Regions from separate parts of the Mus musculus genome. Here region 2 is linked to region 1. The links are chromatin contacts, found by Hi-C or POLR2A ChIA-PET in ENCODE. All regions are on one chromosome and are shown on one strand. Each heading gives the region's core, a stretch centred on a gene start or an enhancer-like site at or near the end of the contact. The rest is flanking DNA. Distances are from core to core; before and after follow the strand shown.

Evidence for each region. A loop is a pair of places that touch in the nucleus more often than their neighbours do. ChIA-PET counts read pairs that join two places held with the same protein, here RNA polymerase II (POLR2A).
Region 2: a loop to region 1 is called in a map of heart, with 4 times the contacts of the local background. The contact joins the promoter of Sertad2 here to the enhancer-like site in region 1. A Hi-C loop is called at or near these places in 3 of 37 maps with a recorded cell type or tissue (all heart). POLR2A ChIA-PET finds 5 or more read pairs at or near these places in 3 of 5 experiments (Patski and embryonic stem cell).

The regions. Positions count from the first base shown.
Region 1 is chr11:20,591,165-20,597,248 of GRCm38, reverse strand. It overlaps a transcript of Sertad2 not described here. Among named protein-coding and RNA genes, the nearest start is that of Sertad2, 38 kb to the left of the region's middle. Within about 2 kb of position 2,634, at least 2 of the 3 ENCODE cell types and tissues checked have a DNase peak (open chromatin) inside an H3K27ac peak, as active enhancers do; they include heart, where a contact is called at or near this core.
Region 2 is chr11:20,628,301-20,634,384 of GRCm38, reverse strand. Sertad2 (SERTA domain containing 2) reads right to left here and starts at 2,408. Exons shown (of 2, transcript NM_001038625.1): 1 at 2,112-2,408.

The DNA of each region.
Region 1 (6,084 bases), core at 1,385-3,884:
CTTTGAGCTTTATTAAAGTTTCTTTAATGAATGTGGCTGCCCTTGTATTTGGCGCATAGATATTCAGAATTGAGAGTTCCTCTTGGAGGATTTTACCTTTGATGAGAACAAAGTGCCCCTCCTTGTCTTTTTTGATGACTTTGGGTTGGAAGTCAATCTTATCAGATATTAGGATGGCTACTCCAGCTTGTTTCTTCAGTCCATTTGCTTGGAAAATTGTTTTCCAGCCTTTTATTCTGAGGTAGTGTCTATCTTTTTCTCTGAGATGTGTCTCCTGTAAACAGCAAAATGTTGGGTCTTGTTTGTGTAGCCAGTTTGTTAGTCTATGTCTTTTTATTGGGGAGTTGAGACCATTGATGTTAAGAGATATTAAGGAAAAGTAATTGTTGCTTCCTGTTATTTTTGTTGTTAAAGTTGGCATTCTGTTCTTGTGGCTGTCTTCTTTTAGGTTTGTTGAGGGATTACCTTCTTGTTTTTTCTAGGGCATTGTTCCCGTTCTTGTATTGGTTTTTTTCTGTTATTACCCTTTGAAGGGCTGGATTCGTGGAGAGATAATGTGAGAATTTGGTTTTGGAGTACTACTCAGCTATTAAAAAGAATGAATTTATGAAATTCCTAGCCAAATGGATGGACCTGGAGGGCATCATCCTGAGTGAGGTAACACATTCACAAAGGAACTCACACAATATGTACTCACTGATAAGTGGATATTAGCCCAAAACCTAGGATACCCAAGATATAAGTTACAATTTCCTAAAGACATGAAACTCAAGAAAAATGAAGACTGAAGTGTGGACACTATGCCCCTCCTTAGAAGTGGGAACAAATCACCCTTGGAAGGAGTTACAGAGACAAAGTTTGGAGCTGAGATTAAAGGGTGGACCATGTAGAGACTGCCTTATCCAGGGATCCACCCCATAATCAGCATCCAAACGCTGACACCATTGCATACACTAGCAAGATTTTATCGAAAGGACCCAGATGTAGCTGTCTCTTGTGAGACTATGCCGGGGCCTAGCAAACACAGAAGTGGATGCCCACAGTCAGCTAATGGATGGATCACAGGGCTCCCAATGGAGGAGCTAGAGAAAGTACCCAAGGAGCTAAAGGGATCTGCAACCCTATAGGTGGATCAACATTATGAACTAACCAGTACCCCGGAGCTCTTGACTCTAGCTGCATATGTATCAAAAGATGGCCTAGTCGGCCATCACTGGAAAGAGAGGCCCATTGGACACACAAACTTTATATGCCCCAGAACAGGGGAACGCCAGGGCCAAAAAGGGGGAGTGGGCAGGTAGGGGAGTGGGGGTGGGTGGGTATGGGGGACTTTTGGTATAGCATTGGAAATGTAAATGAGCTAAATACCTAATAAAAAATGGAAAAAAAAAAAAAAAAAAAAAAGACTGTCAAATTTAGAGACAGCTCTAAATAGAACGTCTGTATCAACCCCCTGTAAGGCACGGGGACATCCTGAAAGCGGAGGCAGAAAGAACAGAGGAGCTAGAGATGGAAAGTGTTGCCTTCTGAACGTAACACCATCGCCTGCACAAGACACGCAGAAGAGCATGCCAACAAGATTAGCCACTATCTAGCAGGCTGCGTTAGCCGGACTCCGTGGTCTGCCTCACCCTCAACCCCACCCCAAAGAACAAGAACAGACATGAAGGTGAGAAGGTGACACGTCGGGAGGAGAGTGGAGGGGAGTGAGGGGAGAAAGTGAAGTAGATATGACTAAGAGTGTATCCGTGATCTTAAAAAGAAAATGCCTTTGCTTATACCTACAGTTTGTATATTAGCAACGGGTCTTTGAAAGTTGCTCAAATAATTAATTTTTTTTAATCCTTTGAACCAAGGATTTCATTTCAAAGTAATAGTCTATATTATACAATCATATACATTTCATACTCTCTTCAATCAAACAATGTTACTGTATTTTGATTAAGAAGAGTATGAAATCTGTGAGATTTACAAAATGCTATAATATTCATGAGCAGTATAAACAAAAACAGCCAGTCTCCTTGCAATTCCTACCTCCAAACTCTCATACACACAGAGTGACCAGTGCTCGCTCGCTCGCTTGCTTGTATGTTCTCTCTCTCTGTCTCTCTCGGTGTGTCTGTGTGTGAGAGAGAAGCATTTGTAAATAATTCCATTGAGAAAGAATTTGTATACTGTACAATCCATCCATGACTCATCCAACTCGCAGGTTTTCACATTGGCAGGGTTGAAATCTTTGCACTTGGTGTTTAGACAGGATGTAATAGGAAGAAACCAAAGTGGGGGCAGTGGGGACGGGTGTGTGTGTGTGTGTGTCTGTGTGCACACTCGAGTGTATGTGTGTTACAGAAATGCCTACCCTTTTCAGAAGTAAAAATCGGTACCTTCCAACATTAACCTGTGCAGTTTCTTTCCAAATGACTGCCCTTCAGCCCTGCACCTTCCTCAGGCCATGGAAAGAAGAACCTCTACGGCACAGACTCCCATGGAGCCTCTGTGCCATGTGCAAAGTGCTGGACGGGAAACAGGCGTGCTCAGACGGTGGCCATCAGGGCCCCCGTCAGTGGAAACTTTTGCCAGGGCCTATTCTGGGCTCCTGCTTTGGAATTTCCTGCCACTACCCTGAGGAAGCGGTGAGACCCTGTTGTGGTTTAGCTGATCCAGTGGACAAATGTTTGTCGATACCAGCCATATTCCAATTATTCTGCTAAGTGCAGAAAGCGTAAGTGCAGCTTACAGCACACAGCGCACGTGCCATCAGCTCCACCGTGCAGGCAGGTCACTGGCAATGCAAATGTACGGGCCACAGAAGGGACAGGAGACACAAGCTGTCTCTAGGAAAGGAACAGCTTTGTCGTGTAAGGGACAATTCCTACCACATTCACCCCCACATTCCAACACCAGCACAGGCTGAGCTTCCCCACCCTCCTCTTAGGCAATGTGACCGAGTAAGAGTAAACCTTTGTCTGTCTCCATAGAATTACTAAACTACAACAAAAACATGTTCTACATCATTTAGCTGCAAGGTGCAAGGGTGATGGTCACTCTCTGTGGACTCCAATAACATGAATTCCTTAGTTCAACATTAGTGCTAAAGTTAATCTCACTATTTATGGCCCAGGATGAAGAAAGGTATTTTACTAGAAATTTTTACAGATTTCACAAAATTCATTTGAACAATGCCATCAGTCAAATAAGCCTTGACCAAAAAAAAAAAAAAAAAAAAAAAAAAAAGCTCCCCCCACCCCCACAAGATGATTAGTACTTTGAAGAAAAATCCAAGACTAGTGCAGCAAGGTAGAGGTGGCAGGGGTGGGAAGGGTGAGACACATAATAAGAATGACCTGAGAAATGTGAAAATTCATTACACAAAACCAAGAAGCACGGAACTTCCACCAGTATGAATGGCTCCAAAGGGAGCAGCCAAATTGGAAGTTATGGCACCTTTCTTAAAAGATTTGTTTTTCTCATTTTTATTTATGTGTATCTGTGCATGAGTGTGTGCTAGTGCCCAAGGTAGCCAGAGGCATCAGGTCCCCCTGGACCCTTCCAGAGCTGCCACCCAACATGGGTGCCAGCAAGTGAACTCCCCTGAAACAGCTGTAGGTGCTCTTAGCCACTGGCCCATCTCTCTGTCCCAGGATCTTTAACTGCTCCTCATCAGATACAAAGTCCAATACATACTCAAGGAGAGAAGTCTACTTCTTAAAGACAGTGTAATCTGAGGACATAGTCTTCATAATTTTCTTCTTCTCCTCTTTCTCCTCTTCCTTCTTCATCATCATCACTATTCTCTCATACATTATATCCCAAGTGCACTTTTCCTCCTCTCCTCCCAGCATCTCCACCCCTGCCCCCACCCCCAATCCACTCCTCCTCCTTTTCTTCTTCAGAAAAGGGCAAGCCACCCAGGGATATTAATCAAACATGGCATATCAAGTTGCAATAAGACTAGGCACCACCCCTCATATTAAGGCTGGACAAGGCAACCCAGTGGGAGGAAAGGGTCCCAAAAGCAAGCAGAAAGCCTCACAAACAACCCCCAGTCCCACTGTTAGGAGTTCCACAAGAAGACCCAAGCTGCACAACCATAACTTATATGCAGAGGGCCTTGGTCAGACCCATGCAAGCTCTCCGATGGTTGCTTTAGTCTCTGTGAGCCCCTATGGGCCCAGGTTATTTGATTATGTGGGTTTTCTTGTGGTGTTCTTGATGCCTCTGGCTCTTCCAATCCTTCCCTCCCTTCTTCCACAGGATTCCCCAAGTTCCACCTAACATACGGCTGTGGGGCTCTTCTGCATCTGTTTCCATCAAGCACTGGATGGACCCTCTCTGATGACCATTATGCTAGGCTTGAGGACAAATTCTTAAAGAACCATAATTATTACAAGATCTCCTTTTTATACCTGGTAATATTTCTTATTCTGAATCTATTTTTTCTACACAGCTAAAGTCATCAATGTTTCTTTCTGATTAACAGGTATAGTTAATTTTTTTTCTATTCTTGTAACTTTTAGCCTGTTTATGTGATAAGCACATAAGTAACATAACTGTAGATGGCACTCGTTTGGGCCCTGCTTATAGGTAACAGATACTTGAGCCTGGCTTCGCACCTCCTATACTGGCTCCTATGAGCCAGCCATAGTTAATGTAACTTTTTGGTATGAGTTGATTCAAATCAGTATCTTGCTACTTGTTTTCTTTATTTCTTCTTTTTTGGAAGTAACAACATCAAAGTTGTCTTTTGTTTATTTTTCTTCTCTTTTGGATGAAGTATTTTTTTCATTTACATGTTATTTTTATTAGTGCTTACAATATACATTTAAAATTTTAAATTTGATTTTTTTTTTTGTATTTTGTGTGTGTATGTGAGAGAAAGAGAAAGAGAGGAGGGAGGGAGAGGGGGAGGTAGAGGGAGGGAGGGAGGGAAGGAGGGAGGGAGGGAGGGAGGGAGAGAGGGAGGGAGGGAGAGAGAATATGAATGAGAATATTATGGCATGTATATATGGGTATCCAGAAGCCAGCAGAGGGCGCTGGACCCCTAAAGGGCTGGAGTTACAGAGGCTGTAAAGCAGTTGACATGGATGCTGAGATCTGAACCCAGGGCCTCTGTAAGAGCAGGAGATGCTCCATTGCTGCATGACCCTCCCCAGGCCCACTCACTTTAAACTGAGGCCATAACGCCCAGTGCTATTGTTCTTTGTATGCATCTAAGTTTCCGTCTGGGCTCTCTCTTCAACGTGAAAACTCCCAACATGCCTCTTTACCTGCAGGTCTGCTGGCAATGAGCTCCTTCAGTTTTTGGTGTTGAAATGGTCTTGTTTTATCTTCATTTTTGAGGGGTTGCACCTGATACATAGTTTCACATTAACTCTTTTTCCTTCAGCATCTTGAACATGTAATTCTAAGGTTTCCTGCTTCATTCATGGTTCCTGCTGTGGGAGTATGTGGGTCTTTTTTCTTTTCTCTAAAGATTTATTTATTTCATGTATATGAGTACACTGTGGCTGTCTTCAGACACACCAGAAGAGGGCATCAGATCCCATTATAGATGGCTGTGAGCCACCATGTGGTTGCTGGGATTTGAACTCAGGACCTCTGGAAGAGCAGTCAGTGCTCTTACCCACTGAGCCATCTCTCCAGCCCCAGTGTATGGGTCTTACATGATGCTTTTTAAATTTTTATTTTGAAAGCAAATGTAGTTATGATAGAGTTTTGTGTTTTCTTCATTAGGTTGAAGAGTTTCTAGTTTTCACCTAATTTGGGGACTTTGAATCTTATTTTATTCCACTTGGTTTTACCCTTAGAATGTGTATTGGGTCACTTAATAAGATCTTCCCTCTCACTAAGATTCTCTGTCTATTTCTTCTAGAGTCATGATTCCTCATGCACACTGGCAAGTTCACTGATGCTCTACAAATCTCATCTACTGTGACACCCATGTGATGCTCATGTAACACCTGTGTGATACCCATGTGAAGTCCATGTGACACCTGCTAGATGCCCACATGATGCCCCTGTGCTGATGCTTTCATTTCAGATGTTGTATTTTCAGCTCTAGAAATTCAGGTATAAATAAATCTT
Region 2 (6,084 bases), core at 1,159-3,658, 37 kb before region 1:
ATCCAAACTAACTGCTCATGCTTTTCCTATTGTTCTTTAATAAGAAACCACAGCAAAAGGAGGCTGTAAAATGGTGCAGATCTTACTACGGTTCTTAGTTTCTAGAGTGGAACATTTTAAGTAAGGCACGCTAGAGCTATGTAACTTTTACTTTACCATGGGAGTACTGTTTAAAATGCGCCCTCCCCCCCAATAAGGGTCAGCTATCACTGGTAAATTTAAGTGACTTAAAAACAACAAACAAAAAAAACTATGCTTGTTTGTCATGTCCACTTTGTTTAGTTGTGGTAACTGGATAAATTTCTATTTCTGTTCCTTAATTAAATTTAAAAAGCTGTTATGTAGGGTAACTCAGCAATGGGCGAGAGTTTCTAAATCTGAGTCTAACTCTTTTCTCAGTTCTTTTATCAGAAGCTGGCCTGAGCAGCTGTTACCTACCAGTCTGTGACACTTGCATGACAATAAAACTATTCCTAGGACACCTCCTGCTACACAGTGAGTTACTATAAAATGTGAGTCCCTACCTGTTGAAATAAAGTAAGGAACAGACCTGGGTGGAGAGGGAGGGAAGGTGAGCTACCAAGTCCACGAAGCATACATAACAGTTGAACGTATTTTAATTAGGAGAGGAAAGACATCATTTTAAACCCTTCCTAACCTGAACACAATCACTGGATGGCCCTGAGTTCACTGTGTAGACCAAGCTAGTCTTGAGTTCCTACAGATCCACTAGTGCTAGGATTGTAAGTGTATGCCAGCACAACCCAGGCCAGCAATGTGTATTTTCAAATAAAGGAAATTTTTATAAAATTATCAGGAAAGTAAAGATCCACAATTATTCTTGCTCATGCCAGAGTTGAAATCTTAATAACTTCACCCTCAAATCGGGATACTATGATATTAAAGGGCTCTGGTGAAGTAGCCACTGGGTAAGCAACTAACCCAGCAGCAGACCCAGGGCTCTCTGGTGTGGAGCCTTCCAGGAGGTTAAGTGGAGCCCAGGCCCACCTCATTCCTGCCAGTCACAAAAATTACAAAAAGCAATTCTGAACAGTTAGGGCCTGGGCCATCCTACTGGTGACTACAACCTCCAGGCCCTTTTCCATAGGTTCTGAACACTTCTTAACAAATACTAGGAATTCAAAAGCACGTTTCAAGAACAAAGCTTGAAAACAACGACTGTTCCTGAAAGCCAGCTAGGGTTTGACTGATTCTACTTAAATAAAATCTGCCGTTTCTGAGTCTGTCCCTGCTGACTGCCCTCCACTCAGTGCCTGCAAAACCGACTTTCTACTCCTGAAACTACCTAGATGCGAGCAAAAAGTTATTCTAAAACAGTCTCACTGCTTTGCGAAACTTACAATTCAATTTTCAACTCTACTGATTTGCTACCATTCCGGCTAAAGCTAAGACAATTTATAGTTAAGAAAAATATGAACAATTCAGTACTTTCTCTCGACGCAATGGTCCTCTGAAGTGCCCAGTGTCAATGGTACAAAGTCTACGCGTCGGGACAGCTGGCTCCCCTCAGCACCGCCCCCCCTCTGCCCCGTCATAGGCGGTTAACACCAAGATGACTTGTAGATTTCTAATTTAAAAACCAGGAAGGCATTAAGTTTAATAAACATTTGGATCCAAAATCAATTCACTTGGGCACGGAAGAAAAGAGGGTGAAGAGAACTGTTTTAACGCAAAACCACCGGGAAACTCTCGAAACACAATATAGCAAGTTGGATGCAAACCCAGACACGGAACTCAAAAGTGAAGCAGCCTCCCTGCCAGCAACCGGAATCTTTAAAAAAAAAAAAAAGTCTCGCACGTTCTCAGCACCAGAGCCACCACAGCGAGCGCGCGCGCGCGCGCACACACACACACACACACACTCACACACACACACACACACCAGCTGTGACGGCAAAAGCTCCGGGCCCCTGCCGCCCGGACCCCGCCCCAGGTCGTGACAGTCGGGGTCTCCAGGCGGCCAGCGGGTGCTCCCCAACCTGCCCGGTCCGGCCTCCGCTGCCTTGGGCTCCCGCCTGGCCCAGCCCAGCACCGCCCCTCGCCCGCCGGAGCCCAACCCCGGGGAGCCTCCAGCTCGGCCCGGAACTCACCACAAGCAGGTCCACCAGGAGCTAACGCATCGGAGGGGTTTCCGCCCACCCCTCAAGCTATGCCCGCTCCATGCGGGGCGCCCCCGCCGCGGGGCCGACGGTAGCAGGGAGCTCGGCGAGGCCGGAGCTACGACTCCGGCGTCCTCTGCTTGCGAGTCGGGAACATTATACAATGGTGGAGGCGGCGGGCAGCCTGGAGGAAGCAGGAGGCGGGCGGAGTGGACGCCCGGGCCGAGAGAGGTACAGCTCGTGCTCCAGCACTCGCCGTGCGGGAGTGACGTCCGCCTGCGAGCCTCTGGCGAGCTCCGGCCAGGCCCCGTAGGCCCCACCCCCTGCCTGGCCGGGCCCCGCCCCACCAGCCCCGCCCCTGCAGTATAGGCCCCACCCTGCCCCTCCCACCTCCTACTATAGGTCCCGCCCACCCGTGCCTTCAGGTCCAGATCTCCGTAGGCCCCGCCTCCAGCCGGTCCGGACCCGCCTCAGCTTCGCAGGGCCCGCCCCGGGCCCGCCCAAGTGCCATAAATGCAGATTCCCTCAGGGTGAACTCTCAGGAAGCGGCGGACAGACACCAAGCTTATGCAGCCTCTTCTGTGGACTGAAAGCTAAATAGGAGAGGTAGAAATGGGAGCGCCCAAGCCGGACCGCCACTACTACCACTAATGGCCCCCACATACTGGAAAACAGACATGACAGAGTGGGTGATGACAAAGACGGCAGCGCTGGCACAGTCCGCAGAGGAGCGCGACCACAAATATGACAGGCATCCGAGCTATTTGGCCACTTGGGCCGGCTGGCGGGAGGATAGGGTCCACCAATGGCCCTCGGAGATATGGGAATGGGGGGAGGGGCCAAGGGCTCCGTGTGGAGCTGACGACAGAAGTTGAAATGAGTCACCAACTAGTACCTTTGGAGTCGGTCGGACATACCAGAGTTGCATCCTTTATGGAGACCATGCAGCCAACCAGAGGGAGACCACGCTTGGAGAACACAGGGAACTGGAGGCGTGGTCCTCTGCCCACAAGTTTCACGCTGATAGCCTTATCTTTCCCATTTAAAAAACAAAAAACAAAAAACCCCAAAACAACAAAAAATCCTTAATGTTTTTAACTACTCAAACTTAGCAAGGAGCTTTATATTGTCCTTAGTATTAGCATGTGCCTAAGTGGTTCGAATTTAAGAGAACTAAGAGGCCAGGGACAGCTCAACAGGAACATTTATCATTACCTTTAAAATGGCATATGCATTCTACATAAAGATATTACAAAAGAAATTCAGGCACTTTAAAATTTTGGCTGCCACTCCAATCAATAATTTCTCTTCAGACCACTTTGCTGTTTAATGGTCCATGACACTAGTTGTATTTAAGGACAATAAAGCTTTAAGACCTAACATAAAGGTCTTAAACATCAAGACAAATTTATTCCAACTCAAACTGTTCTGTAATGATTTGTTATCAATCGAGTTGATGATCCTATCAAAATTAAATATGAGCCATCACCAGTTGTAGGACCCCTACACTAGGTAGGAAGAGGCAGGCAGATCTCTCTTAGTTCAAGGTCAGCCTGGTCTACATAGGCAGTTGTAGGCCAGCCAGGACTAAATAGTGAGAATGTGTCTCTAATAATTATAATAATTATTATTATGATGTGTGCTAAACGGTAAAGGAGACAATGTCAGGTTTTATTAATTAGAGAAGTAAAAAGGTTTTTGTTGTTGTTGCTGTTTGTTTTTAGCAAATCCTTGGCATTATCAAAATCTCATATACATGTTTCATGAGGTATAACCAATATCAGCTAATTGTATATCTCTCTGGCAAGTCATTATAATAGCACAAAATGGCATCGCATAGAGTATGAGGTCTTGCTCAGTGGCATAAACTTTCACACATTTTGCTGGAGAGCCAAGATGGTTTTCATTTCTAGAGTTCTGCATTTGGAGACAGCACTAACCCCTCCTGGCTCTAATTACCCACTCACTTAGACTTTGAGTGCTCACTTTAAGAAACCGCCATTGAAATAGTAGCTACAATAATCTTCCTGTGATGTCTTTGTGGGAGGCCAGAGGTATTTAGTTCTGTTGAATTTAAAATGAATTGAAACTGTTATTCATGAATTGAAGTTTGCAAAAAGACACAGAATTTTATGACACTTGGATATTTTTTAACAAATGGCTACCCAAATACAGTGTTCCTGCACAAAAGGAAAGCCAAAATTAAAATAACATCTTAGTGTGTCAACAGAACGAACACATGTTGTCTGAAGTCTATGTTCTATGTATGCTTACCTAAAAGTCTGAGTTCTGAGGAAAGCAGCCCAGAGTTGCTTCTGGGGTGAGATATCGCACAGTTCTATTTTTGAAGACTTAGAGGCTTATCAGTGCATGAGTTACAATTTCACTTAACCAACTTCTAGAATCTGGTATATCTGACCAATTAGTCAAAGTGTGAAGTGGCAGCGTCAACAGCTGCCAGTGTGGTCCAACATCAGGTACTTCTGTCTCCCTGCTCCTTCTCGCCAGGCACAGCAATCTAGCCAATCCTGCCTAATCTGAGACGTTTAAAGATAAAGGAAGATCGCCCTGTACTTAAAAACAAAAACAAAAACTTTACGAGTAAGGGTGTATCTGGGAACCATGTGCATGCTCTGGTCCTATGGAGGCCAGAGAGGGTGCTAGATCCTCTGGAACAGGAGTTACAGAATACTGTGAGCGCCTGTGGTGGTGGGAACCAATCTGGGGTCCTCTACAAGTGCAGTAAGTATTCTTAACTGCGGTACCATCTCTTCAGGGCACCTTCCCTGAACTTTTGAGGTATACTCAAAGACTGAAGGCTTTTACTTTGAAACAGGCTCTCTTTTCATAGCTCCATCTGTCCTGGAACTATGTAGACCAAGTTGGCCTTCCCCTGCCCCCGCAACCCGCCCCGCCCCCGCCTCCCACCTCTGCAGGGAGTAAAGGTATACACAATCAGGCTGGGCCAGATTTTTTTTTTCTTTATAGAGAAAAATAATAGTTACTTCTACAGAATGATCAATAAATGCTAAGTGAACCTGTACATTTGGTTTATACATTTTAAAAGTCCATTTAAAATAATCTTAATCTTAGGGCTTCATCAAGAATTCAGAACTTCTCCATCACAAGTTAGTAGGTCACATTTAACTATCACGAACACATCAGTTTAGGGAGAAGAGAAGCATTTCTTTTCTTCAGCACAGAACTGTGACAGCAAATTTTGAAAATTCTGAAATCATGAGCTCATCCAGAGAGGTCTCCTCACACAGCTGAGTCCTGGATACCAGTTTACAGTCCCCACTTCTCCTTTGAAATGCTATGTATGACCTACAGACTAGTAGAGTAATGCACTAACCGAAGGGTGCTTTTAGCACTTAATTAGCATGGTCAGAGAAACACAAGGAACAAGTCAGATATATGAACCATGAAACAAAGATTATTTATTTATTTATTTATTTATTTATTTATTTGTATCTATGTATGAGGTTTTGTGTGTAGAGAGGACAGGACCCAGGGTGTGGGGCTCAACTACTGAGCTATACCCACAGTCTGAAAACAAAGACAAGCTTCAAAAACTTCAATTTTTCTTTCAACCTAATTCTAGTCTAGATTTGAAGCTGAAATATTAGCAATCATCTATAAAGTCAAAAAGGACAAATGTTTCAGTTATGAAACCACTGTATAGAAAAAAAAACTGGGCTAGATAGATTTTCATGGAAAATAGGAGATATCAGCTGTAGACTTACCCTAATACCAGAAAACTTGGGATAGATTTTTAAAGTCAAATTCTGGAATTCACATCCCTTCTGTGACCAGCAGGGATTGCTGTGGATGTGAAGGCCAGCAGATGGCTAATATAGTGAGTGATGGAGAGGAAAGCCTTCCTCGTGCTCAGTGACCAAATAAACTACTGTACTCCTGCAAGCTGTGCACTGCCCTCTGTGTCAGGCCTTTTCCCTGCTCC